Regions from separate parts of the Homo sapiens genome. Here region 2 is linked to region 1. The links are chromatin contacts, found by Hi-C or POLR2A ChIA-PET in ENCODE. All regions are on one chromosome and are shown on one strand. Each heading gives the region's core, a stretch centred on a gene start or an enhancer-like site at or near the end of the contact. The rest is flanking DNA. Distances are from core to core; before and after follow the strand shown. Region 1 has its middle 54 kb from the start of COQ2. Region 2 overlaps GPAT3 (glycerol-3-phosphate acyltransferase 3).

What was found. Hi-C counts contacts between places; a loop is a spot of excess contacts on that map. ChIA-PET counts read pairs that join two places held with the same protein, here RNA polymerase II (POLR2A).
Region 2: a map of heart right ventricle shows a loop between it and region 1 (12-fold over the local background). The contact joins two enhancer-like sites. A Hi-C loop is called at or near these places in 1 of 168 maps with a recorded cell type or tissue (heart right ventricle). POLR2A ChIA-PET finds 5 or more read pairs at or near these places in 1 of 52 experiments (naive thymus-derived CD4-positive, alpha-beta T cell).

Annotation. Positions count from the first base shown.
Region 1 is chr4:83,229,046-83,233,141 of GRCh38, reverse strand. No RefSeq gene overlaps it. Among named protein-coding and RNA genes, the nearest start is that of COQ2, 54 kb to the left of the region's middle. Within about 2 kb of position 2,063, at least 7 of the 41 ENCODE cell types and tissues checked have a DNase peak (open chromatin) inside an H3K27ac peak, as active enhancers do.
Region 2 is chr4:83,567,973-83,572,068 of GRCh38, reverse strand. The region is part of intron 2 of GPAT3 (glycerol-3-phosphate acyltransferase 3); the gene reads right to left. Among named protein-coding and RNA genes, the nearest start is that of GPAT3, 34 kb to the right of the region's middle. Within about 2 kb of position 1,933, at least 3 of the 41 ENCODE cell types and tissues checked have a DNase peak (open chromatin) inside an H3K27ac peak, as active enhancers do.

The sequences.
Region 1 (4,096 bases), core at 814-3,313:
GAGATTGGTCAAATTTTTCAGTACTTATACTTTTGAAAAAAAGAAAAGAGTATTCTATTCCTGCCAATTAGTATAGTCTTTACCCTGATAAACAATGTCAATATACATTATGATTTTAATTATAAACCCCCTGGAGACAGCAAGTATGTTTATATTTTATTAGTCATTGTACTTAAGAAGCCCCAAAGCTCTCTATTCCTAGTTCAGATTTTCTTTTGTTTGTGTGTGTTTTTGTTTTTTTTTGGATGAAGGTTAAGAGGAAGCTTTCTTTCTTACTTAAAGGTTTGTATGCTGGGCAGATAGTTAATGGTACAGAAATCCAAGCTTTATTTGGGGGAACAAGAGAGCAGACAGGACATAGAGGTCTTATTGGCAGAAGTGGCAAAGTAGGGGACAATCTTTCATAGGATCATAAAATTATAGCCCCCAAACACAATCTAGTGAAATCACCTTGTTTCTAAGAAGGTTTTCACAAAGAGCTAATACTAAAGAATTGGGGTTACAGAATACATGGTATTATCCATGCCAAATACAAACACATGGACATCTTTATTGGAGGAGAAATTTGTTCTGCTCAAGAGCATCTTAAAGATTTCTATTTCCCAGTCATTATTCTTTCCCACAATCCCCTCCCAATAATTAGTCCAGAGGTAGGTCTGGGTTCCCATGGTGGCAGGATATTCAAATATCTCAAGATGGCTCACCATGTCATGAATGACATCTTAATTAATCAGTCTTCAAACAGGGGACACAGTGAGAATAAGGACTCCATGTTTCCTGATCTCAAAACACACTTGAGAGTTAAGAGCATGGGAATGACACTTCTGTGAATTACCACTTGGTGCCTGTTCATTTTTCTCTTCTGAGCAAAGTCCTCTCTTGTGAAATTCTAATACTTTGCATAGAATATTCAGAATTTCCAGACCTCATCGTTGAAGATTTCTTTTGCCTTCACAGTCATAAATATGTTGTAAGATTTGTGTTCCCAAGATCAAAGACAGGTCTCACAAGGGGTCCCCTGCTCTACTACCAGGACACCAACATTTGTTCTTGGTGCATCTTACATCAGCAATCTTTGAAATTCATTAGGTGAGGTCCTATATCCTTTGTTGTATCAGTCATCATCCCCAGCACAGGTTAAACCTCAGATTTCTCCACTCTAAGTGTCCTTGCCCTCAGGGAGGGTGACAGGATGTGGGGTTTCTTTCCAATGTTTTAGGACACACTCATAGCAAAACATGTCCACATCCTGTTGCAATCAGTGTGGTCAAATAGTGTGGAACAAATCAGCCCTTCCTGATATCTTCTGCATCTGAGGCAACCGTGTCCCTTATATGATGTCTGTAGTCAAAGGTTAGACTAGACTAGACAAAGGTTGGTTAGAAAACCAACTCTCAACCACAGACCTTGGTAGTTTCACAACTGTTTTTAAATAATCTCTTACTTCCTCCTTCCTCTCCCTTATCAATGGGGAAATGGTGGGAGTCTCTGGAGCAGAAGCCATAAGCTAATGAAATGTCATGGGACTGGACACACTAATGTTAAGGTCTATGGGCTTTACATCCACAGTTCCAAAAATCTGTCATCTCAGAGCATTAGCATCCAGCTATTTTTTTTTTAGTTTTTGTAGAGATGGGGTTTCACCATATTGGCCAGACTGGTCTTGAACTCCTGGCCTCAAGTGATCCACCTGTGTCGGCCTCCCAAAGTGCCCTGAACCAATACGCCTGGCCAAGTGTGTCTCTCTTTAAATAACTCTCCCCCTTTTTTTCTGTTCCACATCATCCTGTTTGGAAGATAGAGATTTCATTTTGCAGCACTTCTCCCAAACACTTGTCATCTTCCCTTTGGGAGTCTCTGTCCAGGGAATCTTATTATTTAGGAAAAATTTTTAGATGTGTCTTACCAAAGTCTCGGATATATATCTAATGATGTCCAACTCTCCCTATCATGAACTCTAGAATAACCTGACCACTTTTGCCCATGGGTTTCTGTCACTTCTACTTTTCAGACTGGTTCCTTCCGGTGGCCAGCATTTGGTACTTCCTCTACTTTCTGTGAAGACTCTCATTTAGTTAAAAAAAAGAAAAAAAAAATTACTGATGCCGTGGAGCATAGTATTTGTAGATACAAAGGACCTCAGAGGTCAGCCCCTCTCACTTGTTATATGAGGCATCTAAAGTTCTAAGGACTGAGATGTTTGCCCAAGGTCATGTAGTTAATAAATATCATCTATATCAGGCCACTTCGTATGATTGGGCAGGATGTTTATTACCAAAAAGCAACCACCTGACGGGTGAGTAGGGACCAAAATCCAGTCTGTGCTCCTCTTGCCTTGCCAAGCTGTGAGTCCTGCTTAGGACTCTATGCCACACCCCACCACCAGAGAAAAAGGCCTCTCTGTGATTTTTATAAAGGCACTATTTGGCTAATAGTGACGCTAATCTATATGTAAACTTTTCTTCTAATTATCTCAAACCTAAGTGTTAGAAAAAAGTTAATTAGGAAGAAACTTTGCATTTTTATTTTAAAGGAATTAGTATCCTATAACTTTTATGTTCCTAACAATTCTTACATCTTTTTCAAATGCTATTTGTTAATTCTTAAGCAATCTTGGCATTCACAGATTGGGTTGTTTGTTTGTTTGTGGAAACAAGGTCTCACTATGTTGCCTAGGCTGGTCTCAGACTCCTGGGCTCAAGCAGTTCTCCCGCCTCAGCCCCCCAAAGTGCTGGAACAACAGGGATGAGCCACCATGCCTGGCCAGATTTGATCATTTTTGCTTCACCTACTCAAATTATGGGGATGGGGTACAGATTCATTTTTGCTTCACCTACTCAAATTATGGGGATGGGATACAGGTTCAGACTAGGGTCTCAGGATCCAGGACTCTGCTTGAGAATAAGAAGGGCTGGCCCAGGGTTATAGGGTGGAACCAAAGAGAGACTTATGCCCCCACCCACATAAGGGCAGCTTTCTGTCTGATACAAAGGACCTAGTCCAAGGAGACAAGAACTTAATCACAAGGGAAAAGTCTGGAGTAGAGGACAGGACAGAGAGTAGTTCAGAGGCAGACGCTGGAAAGATTTCCTGAGACAAAGGTTCCTGGGGAGTGTTCTTTTGTAGGGGCCTCCTGTGTGCTTTGGATAAAACTGGAAAGTCCAAAAGGCCTAGTCAGCCTGCAGAGCTCCGAGGCAATGCAACAATGCCACTGGAGGTCAAGAGGAGGCGATGACATCAGAGACCAATGACCTGGTTTCAGTGGGACAAAACACTGCAACAAGAGCCCAGCAAGTGCCCACTGGGCCAAACAAAAGCCCACTGTGAACCAGCCACAACACCACCAATGCCACGTGAGTGCATAAACTTTCCCTCTCCCCAAGGCCATCTTGGCTAAGGGAAGAGGAGAGAAGAAAATGCCTAAAACGCTGAGCATTTCCCCAAAAGAGATTAGGTTAACCCCAAAGTAGACTCTGGCTACCTTTACTTGGAAAGTTTATGTTTGGTGATCTACCTTCACTTCATCACTCTATCTCGCCATCAGAGGAAACGGGGCCTTCTGGACAAGAAGAGAATAGTTACAGAAAACAAGAAGGCTACGTGTTCAAGCTTTGAATTCAACTTAACCCCATTACACCTGGTCCCTCGGATCCCAGAGGACATGCTTTGCACATTATTCAGAAGTTACAGAGTTCAAATATAAACGTAGATGACTCTTTTGATGCCCTTGAGGTTGGCTTTTATGCATCAAAAAAGGTTATTCAGAGGTTACTTAGCTTTAAAAATTAATATTTAATTTACTAAAGTTACAACTTAAAAACTTCGCTTACCGCCAGGCATGGTGGCTCATGCCTGTAATTCCAGTACTTTGGGAGGCCAAGGCGGGCGGATCACAAGGTCAGGAGTTCGAGACCAGCTTGGCCAACATGGTGAAACCCCATCTCTACTAAAAATACAAAAATTAGCTGGGCATGGTGGTGCACGCCTGTAATCCCAGCTACTCAGGAAGCTGAGGCAGGAGAATTGGTTGAACCTCGGAGGCGGAGGTTGCAGTGAGCCAAGATTACCCCACTGCACCCCAGCCTGGGTGACAGAG
Region 2 (4,096 bases), core at 684-3,183, 340 kb before region 1:
AAGCGCAGTGGCTCACATCTGTAATCCCAGCACTTTGGGAGGACAACGGGGGTGGATTACCTGAGGTCAGGAGTCTGAGACCAGCCTGGCCAACATAGTGAAACCCCCGTCTCTACAAAAAACACAAAAATTAGTCAGTGTGATGGCAGGCACCTGTACTCACAGCTACTTGGGAGGCTGACACAGGAGAATTGCTTGAACCCGGGAGGCAGAGATTGCAGTGAGCCGAGATGGCACCACTGCACTCCAGCCTGGATAAAAGAGGGAGACTCCATCTCAAACAACAACAACAAAACTATATATGTGTATATACACATATATATATATGCGTGTATATATATATATGTGTGTGTATATATATGTGTGTGTGTATATATATATATACACATATATATATGAGTGGGGGAAAACTATAAGGAAATACATTAAAATATTAGGCTTTTTCTGATTAATAAGTATTTCATATGGCTGATTTTTAACTTATTTATACTTCTGCAATGTCTAATTTTTCAACAAAGTATATATACTTTGTTGAAAAATACTTACATTGAGAAAAATACTTAAGATGTTATTTTTAAAACTATAATGAGATACTACTACATACCCACAAAAATGGCTAAAATTTTAAAAGGCCAAAAATACCAAGTGCTGGAGATGCTAGGGACCAACTGGAACTCTCAAACTTTGCTGCTGAGAGTGCACAAACATTTTAGAATACCATGTAGCAGTTTCTAATAAAGTTCAACAAATACTTGCTTACCCTATGGCACAGACAGTCATAAGAATGTCTGTACAATGTTTATAGCAGCTTTATTCCTAATGGCTAAAAACTGGAACTAACCCAATTATCAATCGACATTATAATAAATAAACAAACTATTGGTATTATATAAAGGAATACTCCATAGCAATTATTTTTAAAAATCCACTGATTCATGCAACATGGAGAAATCTCACAACTATTATACAGAGTGGGAACAAAAACAGACACAAAGAATATATAATGTATGATTTCATTTATGTAAATGTCAAAAACAGTAAAAACAGACGATGACAGAAATCAGAAGAGAGAGTACCACTGGGACTGAGAGATGAAGGGCAGATACTGAGCAGGGGCTTAAGAGAACTTTGAGATCATAAATGTGTTCTTTAGCTCGATTGGGGTAATCACATGAGCCTACAAATATGTAAAAAATCATGTATCTGAACACTGAATATGTGCATTGTAACAGATGCAAATTATACCTCAATTTTTTTTTAATCAGAAAAAAAAGATTACCTTTAAGAGTTCTCCCAAGCTGGGCACAGTGGCTCACGCCTGTAATCCCAACACTTTGGGAGGCCAAGGCGGGTGGATCACCTGAGATCAGGAGTTCGAGACCACCCTGGCCAACATAGTAAAACCCTGTCTCCACTAAAAATATGAAAATTAGCCAGGCATGGTGGTGCACATCTGTAGTGCCGGCTACTCAGGAGGCTGAGGCAGGAGAATCACTTGAACCCAGGAGGCGGAGGTTGCAGTGAGCCGAGATCGTGCCGCTGCACTCCAGCCTGAGTGACTGAGCAAGACTCCGTCTCAAAAAAAAAAAAAAAAAAAGAGTTCTCCCAAATTTCTAGCTATAGTTTCAATTAAAGGCTCTAGCCAATCCTATCTTCCCATGTATATTTTAAAATCTTCCTTCCTAAACTAAAAGGCAGCTGACATTGACTGAGTGTCTCCTGATGCCAGGCTGTATATAAAACCCTTGACACCTACACTTTTGTAGTCTTCGCAATCCTATGAGGTATTCTGTATTATCTCCAACTTATACATGAGGAAATTAAAGTGCAGAGGGGTTGAGTAACTTGCCTGGGGCCAGAGAGAAGAAGGAACTGAGACAGGATTTGCAACCAAGTCGGTGACTCCAAAACCAAGTGCTTCCTCATATGTTATTGCCTCAAGTTTCACATCGCTCTAACCAATACCTGCCCACTGACGAATCCCAAATATGTAAGATATTTCTCGTCAATACAACACCACCCCCAGTTCTTCCTTGCTAAACAGAAAGCCCTGAGTAGCAGCTCTTCCTAGCATTTCTCCTACCTTTGAGGGAAGAAAGATAACTTTAATTGATACAAGAAAATCTATATATGGCCCCTATCTAACATTAATCTAGACATGCACTTACAATTCACTTACACGTGATCATTCTTCCCAGAAAGTTGTGACACAATTCACCCTTTTTTTTTTAACTGAGGCAGGAATCTTTTACAGCTTGGAACCCACTTAAATTCCTCTCATTTAGAATCTCTGGGCCATCCTACAATAAGCCAAACAAACAAACAAACAAAACCATGCCCTGGGCAGTGGTGCACCAAGTGGTCCCCAGTGCTGTAGTTCAGCCAGGTCCACGTTGTCCAAGGAGACCGTTCTGCCCTCTGCTAAGACTCTGTAACATCAGTGCACAGGCATCCTGCCAGTATCCTTACTCTTCAAGGCCTCTACACGGCAGAAGCAGCTTCCCTACACATCTCACAGATGACATAGTCAAGGTTTAGAAAGGATAATCCCCCTTGATTTGTTGTTGGTGTTATTGTTCTTAGATATATTCTCACACCTTCTACCATTTTTACATCTTTATTAACCTGGACCGTCAGCCAGGCAAGGTTTATAGAAAATGGTCTCTCTTTTTTGGTCCAAAGAGCCAAGCAGCCCTGCTATATTCTTCTCAGTCATCACTCCAGGTTTCAGTTCAAGGTCTTTGAGCAAAAGACAGATTGACCATGAAGCCAGTAAGGTTAAACTTCAGGGTCCAAACTTGCATAGGCTCCTTCCAAGGTCCTGTACTTACTTTTGCATGGATCACTTTGTATTCCTTATTAAAGAAGGCCTCTAAATTGCATAAGCTTTAAGCCCCCACAAGACCTGGACTTGCCCCTACCTCTGAATAACATTATCATTTTGTTGATACAAACAACAGATCTATGTTAAACCATTCACCTTACAAATGAAGCTGATTTAGGAGAAATACTTAAGATGAGAGAACCAACTGATTACCAGTAAGCATTAGAACACTGGGAGGTCACAGACACACATAACATCTTTCCACTTAATTTCACATATTATGAATAGTATTTTATCTATTTAATGGTTACATTAGCAATGTACTAGTAAGAGAGGTTGCTCCTTGTTAGGCAGTTTTGTGGTTATTTTAAGGTTTTAAGTTTCTCAGTTATTGGAAGTGGGGGAATTGAAGAGGATGACAAATGAAAAATGTGAATACAGGCCGGGCGTGGTGGCTCATACCTGTAATCCCAGCACTTTGGAGGCTGAGGTGGGTGGATCACCTGTCAGGAGATCGAGCCTATCCTGGTTAACATGGTGAAACCCCGTCTCTAGTAAAAATACAAAAAGTTGGCCGGGTGTGGTGGCGGGTGCCTGTAGTCCCAGCTACCCCGGACGCTGAAGCAGAAGAATGGCGTGAATCTGGGAGGCGGAGCTTGCAATGAGCCTAGATCGCGCCACAGCACTCCAGCCTGGGCAACAGAGCGAGACTCCGTCTCAAAAAAAAAAAAAAAGTGAATACAAATGAAAAGTTAAAAAACACTACATAAAAGTTTCACAGGTTTCCTGGTAGCAATAACCCTGCCTTAGAAGAAATAGATTATGATATACCATACAATAGGTCCATAAAATGAAAAGGGGAAGAAGTCATCACAACTATGATGACCTTTAATATACATGAAATGTGCTCAAAATAAATGCATCTCCTTTGGTTTTCCTAAGCGCTACTCAATCATGATGACTCAATCACAATTGCCTATTTTAAAAAAAAGCATTCGAGTTATGAAACTACTCACGCTCCCCCTAGTAACATGGCCTGGGTTGGCACATTTAAAGATACAAGTTACAATCAATTTTTTTTTAATGTGAAACAGGGTAAAGTTTACTTTAAGCACCTGCACACCCCACTACTTAATCCAATTAAGAAAAATAAAATAAGGGCAGGAGAGAAAGCCCACATATAATACAAAATAAAAATGTGCAAAGAAAAAAACAGAAAATCATAAAAATCATAAGAAAGAATTCTACACAAAGTCTTCTGCAAATAACTTT